Linked DNA regions of Mus musculus: region 2 is linked to region 1. Evidence: chromatin loops called from intact Hi-C (ENCODE). Cell type or tissue: left cerebral cortex. All regions are shown on one strand. Region 1 overlaps Tusc3 (tumor suppressor candidate 3). Region 2 overlaps Sgcz (sarcoglycan zeta).

Region 1 (5,000 bases):
AGGCTTTCTTTGGACTCTGCACTTACTTCCTAAACTTCATGCTTAGTTTTTTTGTTTTTTTTTGGGGGGGGAGGGGGTATTTATTTCATTTACATTTCCAATGCTAGCCCAAAAGTCCCCCACCCACTCCCACTCCCACCCTGGCATTCCCCTGTACTGAGGCATATAAAGTTTGCAGGACCAATGGGCCTCTCTTTCCACTGATGGCCAACTAGGCCATCTGCTGATTCATATGCAGCTGGAGACTGGAGCTCGGCGGGGGGGGGGGGGGGGGGGACGGGGACGGGATGGGACACTACTGGTTAGTTCATATTGTTGTTCCACCTATAGGATTGCAGATCCCTTCAGCTCCTTGGGTACTTTCTCTAGCTCCTCCATTGGGGGCCCTGTGATCCATCCAATAGCTGACTGTGAGCATCCACTTCTGGCCGTGTTTGCCCGGCCCAGGCATAGTCTCACAAGAGACAGCCATATCTGGGTCCTTTCAGCAAAATCTTGCTAGTGTATGCAATGGTGTCAGCGTTTGGAAGCTGATTATGGGATGGATCCCCGGATATGGCAGTCTCTAGATGGTCTTACCAAATCAATCTGCAACCTAATCTGAGAGGTCTGTACTGGGCATATGGACATCTGGGTATCCTGACCAAGTCCAGACTCTGCAGCAAAGCTCCTGGAGGGCAGCATGAGACACTGCAGCCCTAAGACCCTTGGGGAGGCTGGCGGTGCCAACAATGAAACACCCTGAACTAAAGGAATACAAGTGCTAACAGCCTCAGAATCCCTACCCGTGAAAGAAAATGGGTTGACTTAGAGATAAAATATTACATGAGGTTTTAATTTGAAAATAATGACATCAAGGAGTCAAATATTTGAAAATTTTGAATATTTAACAAATTGGAAACATGTTAAAATGATGCAAAACATTAGTATGTAGTTATGTATGTGATATATGTAAATATATGCCATCCTTAGTTTATAGCACGTTTACTAAGGCAGTTCAGGTTGACAACCCTTAAGTGTCAGCTTGCTCTTGAAGGACAGAGCAAAGCAGTGTCTACACTCCAAGCCTTCCACAGTCACGGAGAAAAGTTCTTTTCAGCAAATTCATGGGGCCCAGATGCAAACAGGATTCCTTAACCAAGGCTGTTCCAAAAGCAAGCACACGGGTGGGAGAAGAGTGTGAGAAGGCTTATGAATCCTTTTCTTTAACAGTTACCAGACAGAATCAGGACCCAATCAGAAGGTAACAATGACACATTCTGGAATGTTAATGTATGGAAAGATGTTTGTAAAGCGTGGATGTCAGAGGCAAAGGTCAGAAGACCCAGACAGACGCACACAGCAGCTTCAGTTCTGCACCGCTAGAAGGAAACCATATGTCACGAGCTGAGCATCGCCAATCCCAACACCTGAGATCCAAAACGCTCCAAAATCTAAATTCATTTGCATTTTAACAGGATCGCACAGATGAGAAACTCCATACTTATTTACATATGACAGATGGTGTGTGACTTTTTCCTGGAGAAACATATAGCAACTCCCATTTGCACCCGACAGGATACTGACAAACCAAAGAAGCAATGCCATGCAAGTCCAATTCAGTGAACCCATCAATACGCTGGGGCTGCTTCCAGGAGCATGGATGCCTGGCAGCTGCCACGCCCAGCAGAGGGTTCTGACTTACACTAGGATCTCCTTCAAGGCTGACCTCCTGGGTACTCTATCTAGCATATGCACAAACTCCATGCTGCTGTGGCAGGATTACATGCGGCTAGGGTAGACAGTGAGGGATCTGATGATCTTCTAGGAGTGAATGTTACTTTATAGGCCCAATCCTGTAAGGATCTCCTATAGATAGTCACCGTAACTGAGTTGTCAATGCAGCAATGGTCAGGCTACCCACAAAGGTCAGCATTCCATGACACTACATACAATTAAAACAAACAAGAAAACACACACACAAAAAAAAAACCCTCAAATTAAAAAATGTAAAATGACCTTTAGATTACGTATATGAAAGCACCTAAAACATAAACAAAGCATCCAGATGAGTCTATGTAAGGAAGTGAAGGGAACTGGCTTTTAACACGAGGAGTGGCCGTTTTCAACGAGCAATTCCCCAACCAGCATAGACCTGTTCTTTATTTAACTGACATTGCAAAACCAGGTCAGTAGGACTGAAACTTTGTCATTCTAACAATCCAATAAAGCTGGTGGAATTGAGAACAGTGAGAGAGATCTACCTCTCCCTGCTGAAATGGAAAGTGTAAGAACTGTTCAATTCCTAAGTACACACTAAGTATTTCCCTTACACCCACACAGGTACAGTCAACCTTCACCAACAAAACGCAGCATTTCATTTGAGATGCTGGGTACCACAGAACTTACCTCCTCTGGTAGAAATACGCGTTCTGGGTGCATGTGAGAAACAGCCCCGATTTCCAGCCATCAGATTGCCGGGGCTTTGGTCTATTTGGTCCCATTAAGGACTGACTGAAATGACAACATCCCCCCAAAAAGACCCCGTGTTTGAAACCTGGCCCCTGATGGTAGAATTACTTACAGGGACTATGAAACCTCTGTAACACTGGGTGAGAGGGGAAGTGGTGAGAAACTAGGGGCAGGTACTTGAAGGGCTCAATGGTCTCCACTTCCTGATCTGGGCACAGTGTGTGGAGTGCCACTGTACACTCCCACAGCCTCAAGTCACTCCAGAGCAGCTGCATCATCCTCTTCCCACCACAGAGGACACAAGTCCCCAGAAACCACAAACTTTTTCTCTGATTCGGTCACATACTTTTTCACAGCAACAAGTCCCTGGTGAGACCACATTCACATTCCTTACTTTGCTGGCTCTTCCTGCTGTTTTTCTGCACCATCTCTATTCCATTGAGGCACCAAACCCCACAAGTTCCTCCTTCAAGCTGCATCTCCTCCAGCTGTCACGGCGTTGCTGCCAGGATACTTATGAAGCACTGTCAATAGTAACCTTCACTCACTGGCCTTATTCAATTTTATCCAATTAATCCTAACAGGCTGGAGCTGATCTTTTGCTGAGCAGATCTGGTGGACAGTTTTCTGATCTGCATTCTATCTGGAAACATTTAGCTGCTCCTTAAAAGGTAACTCTAATCATCAGAATCTCCAAGTTCTCCAAGTCCCCTGCCCTTCTCAGGCTTTTTTGACAGGTTTTCCTGAGAATTCTGGTTTCCCCTGCTCTCTGTTCTGTATGAATTCCTCAGCCTCTATGCTGTGCTTTCATGGATTTAGCTACTAGCTTACGTAATTATGACACCTACTCCAATCTCAACTCTGTAGTCTTGCAACTCTTGTGGCCCCTAACACAGCTAAGGAACAGTGTCCTGATGTCAGGGGCTTCACTGGTTGGGTAACCTACAATTTTACGCCACCTCCTTCTCTCCATTGTTATAAACAGAACACTGTTATAAACAGAGTTTCATGATCCTTTCCAAATTAATACAATCATATCCTCATTTCTCAGTCTTATTTTGGTGTACATCAAGCCCAAAATATCTTTCTAATTATTGCAACAATTATGTTTTATAAGCATATACCTAGCATTTCTACATATCTATCAGTATATTATCTTTTGTAATTTTTGTAAATAGAAATCTTGCATTTCATGTGCCTGTCTGCAGTCTTTTGAAATCGTTATCCCCCAACATAAATTCCCAATATTATAAACTAGTGCTCTGTAGTTTGTAAAATACATTTACTTCTATGTCTCCAGCCTCACTCCATGTTAATCTCAACAGAAGCCTGAACTTCTTTGTGAAATCCTCTAAGTTCACCTTAATTTAACACAGTGATTCCTGGCGAGGCCCATTCCTGCCTGGCGTTCTTCACAGCCTTTCCTCGTTAACCAGCGTCACTTTGAACACACACATTCCCAATCCAGCTCTGAGACTCGGAATGGATCAGTTGTTTATGGCCTTCTTTCTTTTTTAAAATTCTACTGAGTGGAGACAATTTCATATGTGATCTCTTATCTATTTATTTAAACCAAATAATATTTGTATGACATTCACAACTGAGAATACTAGAGAAATATTCAAAAGTGTGAATGCCGGTGAAGCCTCTAAGCATTGTAAGTTGCCACAGAGTCATAAAGCTATTAATCTTTTATGCCAGCGCCTGTTGTGGTACAAGTTGCTGTTTACAATATTTGCTTCAAAAACACCCACCCTGGCATGGACAAGGCAGATTAATTACACCACTGGTCAAGGGACTTTACTCCACATGTGTCCTAATGAGGTAATAGACCCATTCTCAAGTTCCCCTTAAAACCTGTACCTCCAGTTAAGTCCAATCTCATGTTAAATAAAAGTGTTTTCCTGGCTGTAGACATGGAGAGACATATACTTCATGTAATGGTTTTCCAAGAGCTGCCCAATGTGGGGAGGGGGGACTCATTGGTTAATAATTATAGTTCCCCTCCACAAAACAATATAATTGGCATAGTAATTAAAGCAATTTAATTAAAACCTCCAGATAATGTGGTATGTGCAATAAGTTTACAGTGGATCACAAAGGTGAACACTTCTAGTAACTTCTAAAACACTTCTAATGAGATGGTAGAAGCCTGGCAAAATAAGTTTGATCCTTGCAGCGAATAAAAAGGTGGAAAGAGAAAACCAACACCAACCAGGAAGCTGTCCTCCGACCACCACGTATGTGTCATGGCATGTATATCCATCCATCATACGCACTGACCACCACATACATGTCATGGCACGTATGTCCATCCATCATGCGCATACACAGTAAAGAAGACAGCATGCTCTTATACAAGGAAGCCAATCCACTCAAAAACTGAAACATTAGAAAGGCTTTTTTTTTAAACTTAATTTAATTTTTAATTTATTTTTACACTTCATATTTCATTCCCTGCCCCCCCCCCCATCCACCTTCCGAATGTTCCACATCCCACACCTCCTCCCCACTCTGTCTCCACGTGGATGTTCCCACCTTCCACCCCA
Region 2 (5,000 bases), 360 kb after region 1:
CCTTATAAGGGAATAGTTGATGTCATATCTAGAGTACTTAACCTCTGAAAATCATGTGGTCTGTGATGGCATCACATGGAGGAATGGCTTTCTTATAGCAGCGTCTTAGGTTTCTCTGGTGCAAATTATTCTATGGAGGAGCTGGCGGGCTGGCTGCCTTCTGGACCCTGGCTTCTCCCCACCGTGCGCCTGTTACAAACTGTTGTGGGTTCTGACAGGCTCGAAGAAAATGATCTGAATTTCTTCCTCTTTTTGGTTCTTTTTTTTGGTTTACTTTGTGTTTTCTCCTTTTTGTGGGGTATTCAGAGTGGGCCGGGTCCCTGGGCGAAACACAGCTACCTCTGTTGGCATCTTTTTAATACCAGGAACCCAGCGGCTCCAGCCACTGTGCAGCTAAATAAAGTTGGAAAAAAAAAAAAAAGAAAAAGAAAACCACAGCAAATTTCTTGATGAGAACTGAAAATAAAAGTTTCCTTGTATTAAAAAAAAAAACAAAAACTAGGCTGTCTTTATATTAGACAACCTTCCCTGGTGATCAGTGGACAAATGGGAGTAAAAATTCTTAGGACATATATGTGGCAGTATCATTTGATGTTTTGATATTTATTATTCCCCTCCATTCCAATGGCACTTTTATTAAGGCATAGCTACATAAACTTTAGTGTTTATGATGCTTTGAAGGACCTGGAAATTACTTCCAGGCTTTGGATAAATAAGCAAATGTATAGAGTATTATAGTAAGCCAGTCTAGCTCAGTTTGAAATCATCAGTATTGTTAGAAGATTGTGCTAGTCTTCATCTTTGTTTCAGGGTAAACTGTTTCCTCTTTAGGACATTTGACAAGGATATTTATGTATGTGTATATATTTGTGCCGAGTATGTGGCATTGGTATTTCCTATATGTTGTTCAGTCAATATGCTTTATGAATCAACTGGAAATACTAAAGCTTAGCTTTTGATAATTAGATGTGAAATCATTGCTATCACAATCACAAATACAACATGCATCAAGATGCATATTAAGCGATTATTGGTGGATAATTGAGATACAGCTATGTGTGTGAAACTTGCTAATGAAGGCGAGGATATTTTCATCTTCTGTTCTACACAGAAGCTTCTGATGAGCCAGAACTGTGGTGAAAAGGGACCCAGTTCCCCGTCAAAGAGTGTTGGTCTCTTCTTTTCTCTTTGATCTGTTTCTGTTTGAATGTATAAACTTTGCTCTGGATTTTGCCTCTGTGTTTGTTTTAGAGAAGAGACAACATCAAACAACCCAGAATATGGGTTGCTGTTTTGGAGATGTGGGAGTTAATGAATATTGATATTAGAAAGAGTATCCTCAGCCCTGGAATAGCTCTAGGTGCAGGGCACTGAGTGCCTCTGACGATTTGATATGTGAGTATTAACTCCGGCTTGTATTGAGCCGTTTCCCTTTCTCCCTTTGAAACAACTGACCTTACATCATAGAACAAAACTACAATTGATGCCCAGAGTGGCCACTTTAAAATATGTTCTCTATAGGGATAGTTTATGATTACGAAACGCTGAGCATGAATAAATTATGGTTAAGATTATGAGCACATTGAGTCTTAGAACAGGTTCTGTTTTCCTGTATTGGTATGTAGAAAGGTATGCTTTTAAATGCAAATAATTTATTCTTGGATAATCTAAATTTGCATGTGTATAAGCAACATGAAAACCTCCAAGAGTATATAGTACATTTAATATTATATTTAGAGTAAGCTCTTACTTATTTGTTTTCAAGTTTTCTTTAAAGAAAAAACTGGTTAGAAGTTAAAAATATTTCCTACTACTGGAATAGCATTAAAATGTGATTCTATTTTTAAAATTCCTTTTTAAAGACAAAATGGTAAACCAGTTTATCCTGCTATGCATAAACCAACTTTTTAATACGGGTAATTTAATTGTTGAAGTAAATGTGATAAACACAGGCTGCAGTTGCTTAATGTTATCTCTTTAAATTGAACACAATTTTGTCAGCTAAGAACTTGAAACTTGACCTATATAGGCAAGGCAAAACCCTCCCAGAATGATACAATTAGGTCATTAGGAAAGTACTGTATGAGAAAGAAATGATTACCCAGCAAAAGCTTGCATATATTTAAACAAGTGATTTATTCCAAAATGAAGAAGTCTATAACACATACCATAGTACATTTGTCTACAATTCAATCAAATAAGAGTTTTGGCACTTAGAGGCATTCTAAAAATGATTTTTTTTGTTTCATCAATAAGACACTCAGCCCAGGAAAGTGGAGCTTGGTGCAGTGTAGGAGGCTTTGCAAGAGTGCAAGTAGGTGGTAGTTTTTATGTTAGTCATTCCATAGTGAAAAATAGTACTCTCCAACACATGCCATATTTTTAGCAACCTGCTTTTTATATTGACACTTTTTGGTTAAGAATAAGGAAACATATATGTGAACAGTGGCTATTTGACATAACATCTATAGGAGTTATAGTTTCTCGCCAGGTGTGTCCAGTTTGAACTTTTTTGATAGCAGGAACTATGCAGAGATTTAATAGTAATTTCACTTGACTTTTAATTAGTAAATGAGCACTGTGTGCCTTTAAGGGAAACAACAGGATGTTTTAAGATTATGTTTTCAATACAGAGCTAACTTCCATGTTTCTTACCTCATATTTTGTGTGGTGAGACATTTGAAACTTACATTTATATTTTGTAAAATATGTTACAGTATGTAATTTTATATTAGTTATGTCTTAGTCACTTTACAATGTAAGCATACATCAAAGCCTCATGAAGTATGTAATATATATATATAATCAGCTCAAAAATAAATTTTCTGAGGAAGGATAGGTAAAGGGTATTCCAGGAAGTGGCTAAGTTATTGAAGAGTAAAATTCTCCTATCAATGCATGTATAGGAATTACCATTTTTTTCTTTGAGTTTTTGTCACTACATAATTTGTTGTGTGTTTGCTTTATTCTGTGTGTGTAGATGTGTGAACTGCAGGGGTGCACAGGTGGAGGTCAGAGGCCAACGTGTTGGGACCAGTTTTGCCTTGTGAGTCCCGAGGAATAGAATATAGATCTTTTTTAAATCCGGAAATGCAGTTAATTGAAGTGAAGTAAACTTTAAGTGATAGAGGGGAGGCATTATTTATAGTTGAACAAAGAGATATATTTAATATGTATGGAAAGAGCACTAGGACAAGATTGCTATTGTGAGAAGACTTGTATAGATACATTTGAGGATCTTCAGTCAATTGCTGTCATTAGTAAGTTCGGATTCAAAGCTCCTACTGGCTATTACAACTTTGCTGATCTCCAGACTTTACCAACTGAAGATACATCAAATGTTGAAGTTGCAGTAAAAAGGATATTTCAAGATTTATAAGCTCAAAATCACAGCTCTGCAAGATGGCTTAATGTTGTAAGATGATAAATCAGTGCGCATCTTTTGGGACATTCTTTTTGTAGGATATTTAGTAATTTATTTCTCATACAGATTGGGATTTCAGGTAAAATGCAACTCAGCAGACATACAGCTTTAAGGTACTTAAGGAAATGACCATTTGCTTTGGTTCAGATCTCTGGATTTTTTGAGAACATGCACTTTAACTTTTGATTTACTAGGTGAGCAAATGCTCACCTAACACAATCAAATGCTGTAAGATTAATAGTTGAACATTGCCCGTGCTCTGTGATTCTTAGCTTTTAAAACTTTGATAATCAAAGTTACCTCATTAAAAGAATGTAGATTTTAATATGGAAGTTTTACTAGCATATATATTTTTTTCTTTGGCTAAGTCTTTTTCGTTTGTGAAAGTGAAAATTATGGGAAATCTCATATTTTAAATAAAACCGAGTAGAGGATTCTAAGCTAACCAGAGAATGAGCACTTTCAGGGATGAGGAGTCTCTCAAACATCACCATACTCCTTCGGATTCTAAGTATTAAAAACTTGTATCATATGTCTTGGGAGTTGTCTTGATATAGATATAGATAAGTTATTTTTAGGTTGGCTGTAAAAAATATTATAATCTATGGTCATACGTTGTGCCTTTAAAAAGGTATCATAGAGTGCTCCTAAGCCAAGATGAAATATAAAAAAAAAATAAACCCCCAAAACTTTAAAAATACAATATTTCTGTATGTACTTCCAAAGACTCTTATTTCAATGGCAATGCCTATCAGAGGAAGAGAAGCTAAAGTTTAGACTTAGCTATTAATTGAAACATTCGATCCCCACCAACATATTAGAAGCCAGAGATATGCAAAGGCACCGACCACCCTATATCCATCTAACAACCTTGGGAGCTTTCATGTGGATTTCTTTCATGGTATTAGTTGCATGGATTGTGTATACAATCAGATATAGTTCAAATCCTGGCTCAGCAAGGCATGAGAGGTAGCTGTGTGGGCATAGCTCCCAGTTCTCAGGTTTTGCAGGGTAGCAAATCCTTGGGCTGGGAATTGGATTTCATTGTAGTGTTTTGTTGTAATCATTTTTAACATACTTTAGGTTAAAAAATGGGTTGAATATTTTCTTTAAAGATACATTGAAAATAATCCCACTATTTAACCTATTCATTGAAAGTACCTCTGGTTAGGGATATTATTAATTCTGCTTGCTCTAAGCTTAGAGTTCACCAGAGACACTGTCTAGGACTGTAAGATGAAAAAGTGTAAGAAACCTCATGGTCATATGCTCTCTTAATTCTCTGATCTCTGGCTACCTGCTCTTTTGGAAAATGGCAGGTTTATATCTTCTTCAAAGAAAATAATTTTCAAACTGATACATTTAACACAGCTGTTTTCATCCTGCAAATATTTCTCTTCTGAACATCAAGCCGGGTTATGTGATCAATATTATATTTTCATTTGGTGAGTCTAAATTGTAGCTCAGAAAAATCAAAAGGTTAATTTAAAAATATGAAATAACCACTCAATTCTCTGTCTGCTATTTCCACATTCTGTGCTACCGTACATAGTTTAAAGCTTGGAGATATCTGGAA

Evidence for each region. Hi-C counts contacts between places; a loop is a spot of excess contacts. Peaks named below come from ENCODE experiments on the same cell type or tissue, not always from the same donor. Only the 100,000 strongest peaks of a DNase experiment are listed, where the experiment ranks them.
Region 2: a loop joins it to region 1, with 4 times the contacts of the local background. A loop is called at or near these places in 3 of 42 quality-filtered maps.

The regions. Positions count from the first base shown.
Region 1 is chr8:39,018,333-39,023,332 of GRCm38, reverse strand. All of the region lies in intron 1 of Tusc3 (tumor suppressor candidate 3), which reads right to left. Among named protein-coding and RNA genes, the nearest start is that of Tusc3, 15 kb to the right of the region's middle. In left cerebral cortex, a CTCF peak has its summit at 2,745; DNase peaks (open chromatin) are centred at 1,477, 2,824 and 3,261; H3K27ac peaks cover 680 bases.
Region 2 is chr8:38,653,536-38,658,535 of GRCm38, reverse strand. The region is part of intron 1 of Sgcz (sarcoglycan zeta); the gene reads left to right. Gm40493 (a long non-coding RNA gene) reads right to left here. Exons shown (of 3, transcript XR_870371.2): 1 at 1-5,000. Among named protein-coding and RNA genes, the nearest start is that of Sgcz, 5.5 kb to the left of the region's middle. In left cerebral cortex, no CTCF peak of the experiment used is centred here; DNase peaks (open chromatin) are centred at 98, 1,205 and 2,309; H3K4me3 peaks cover 453 bases.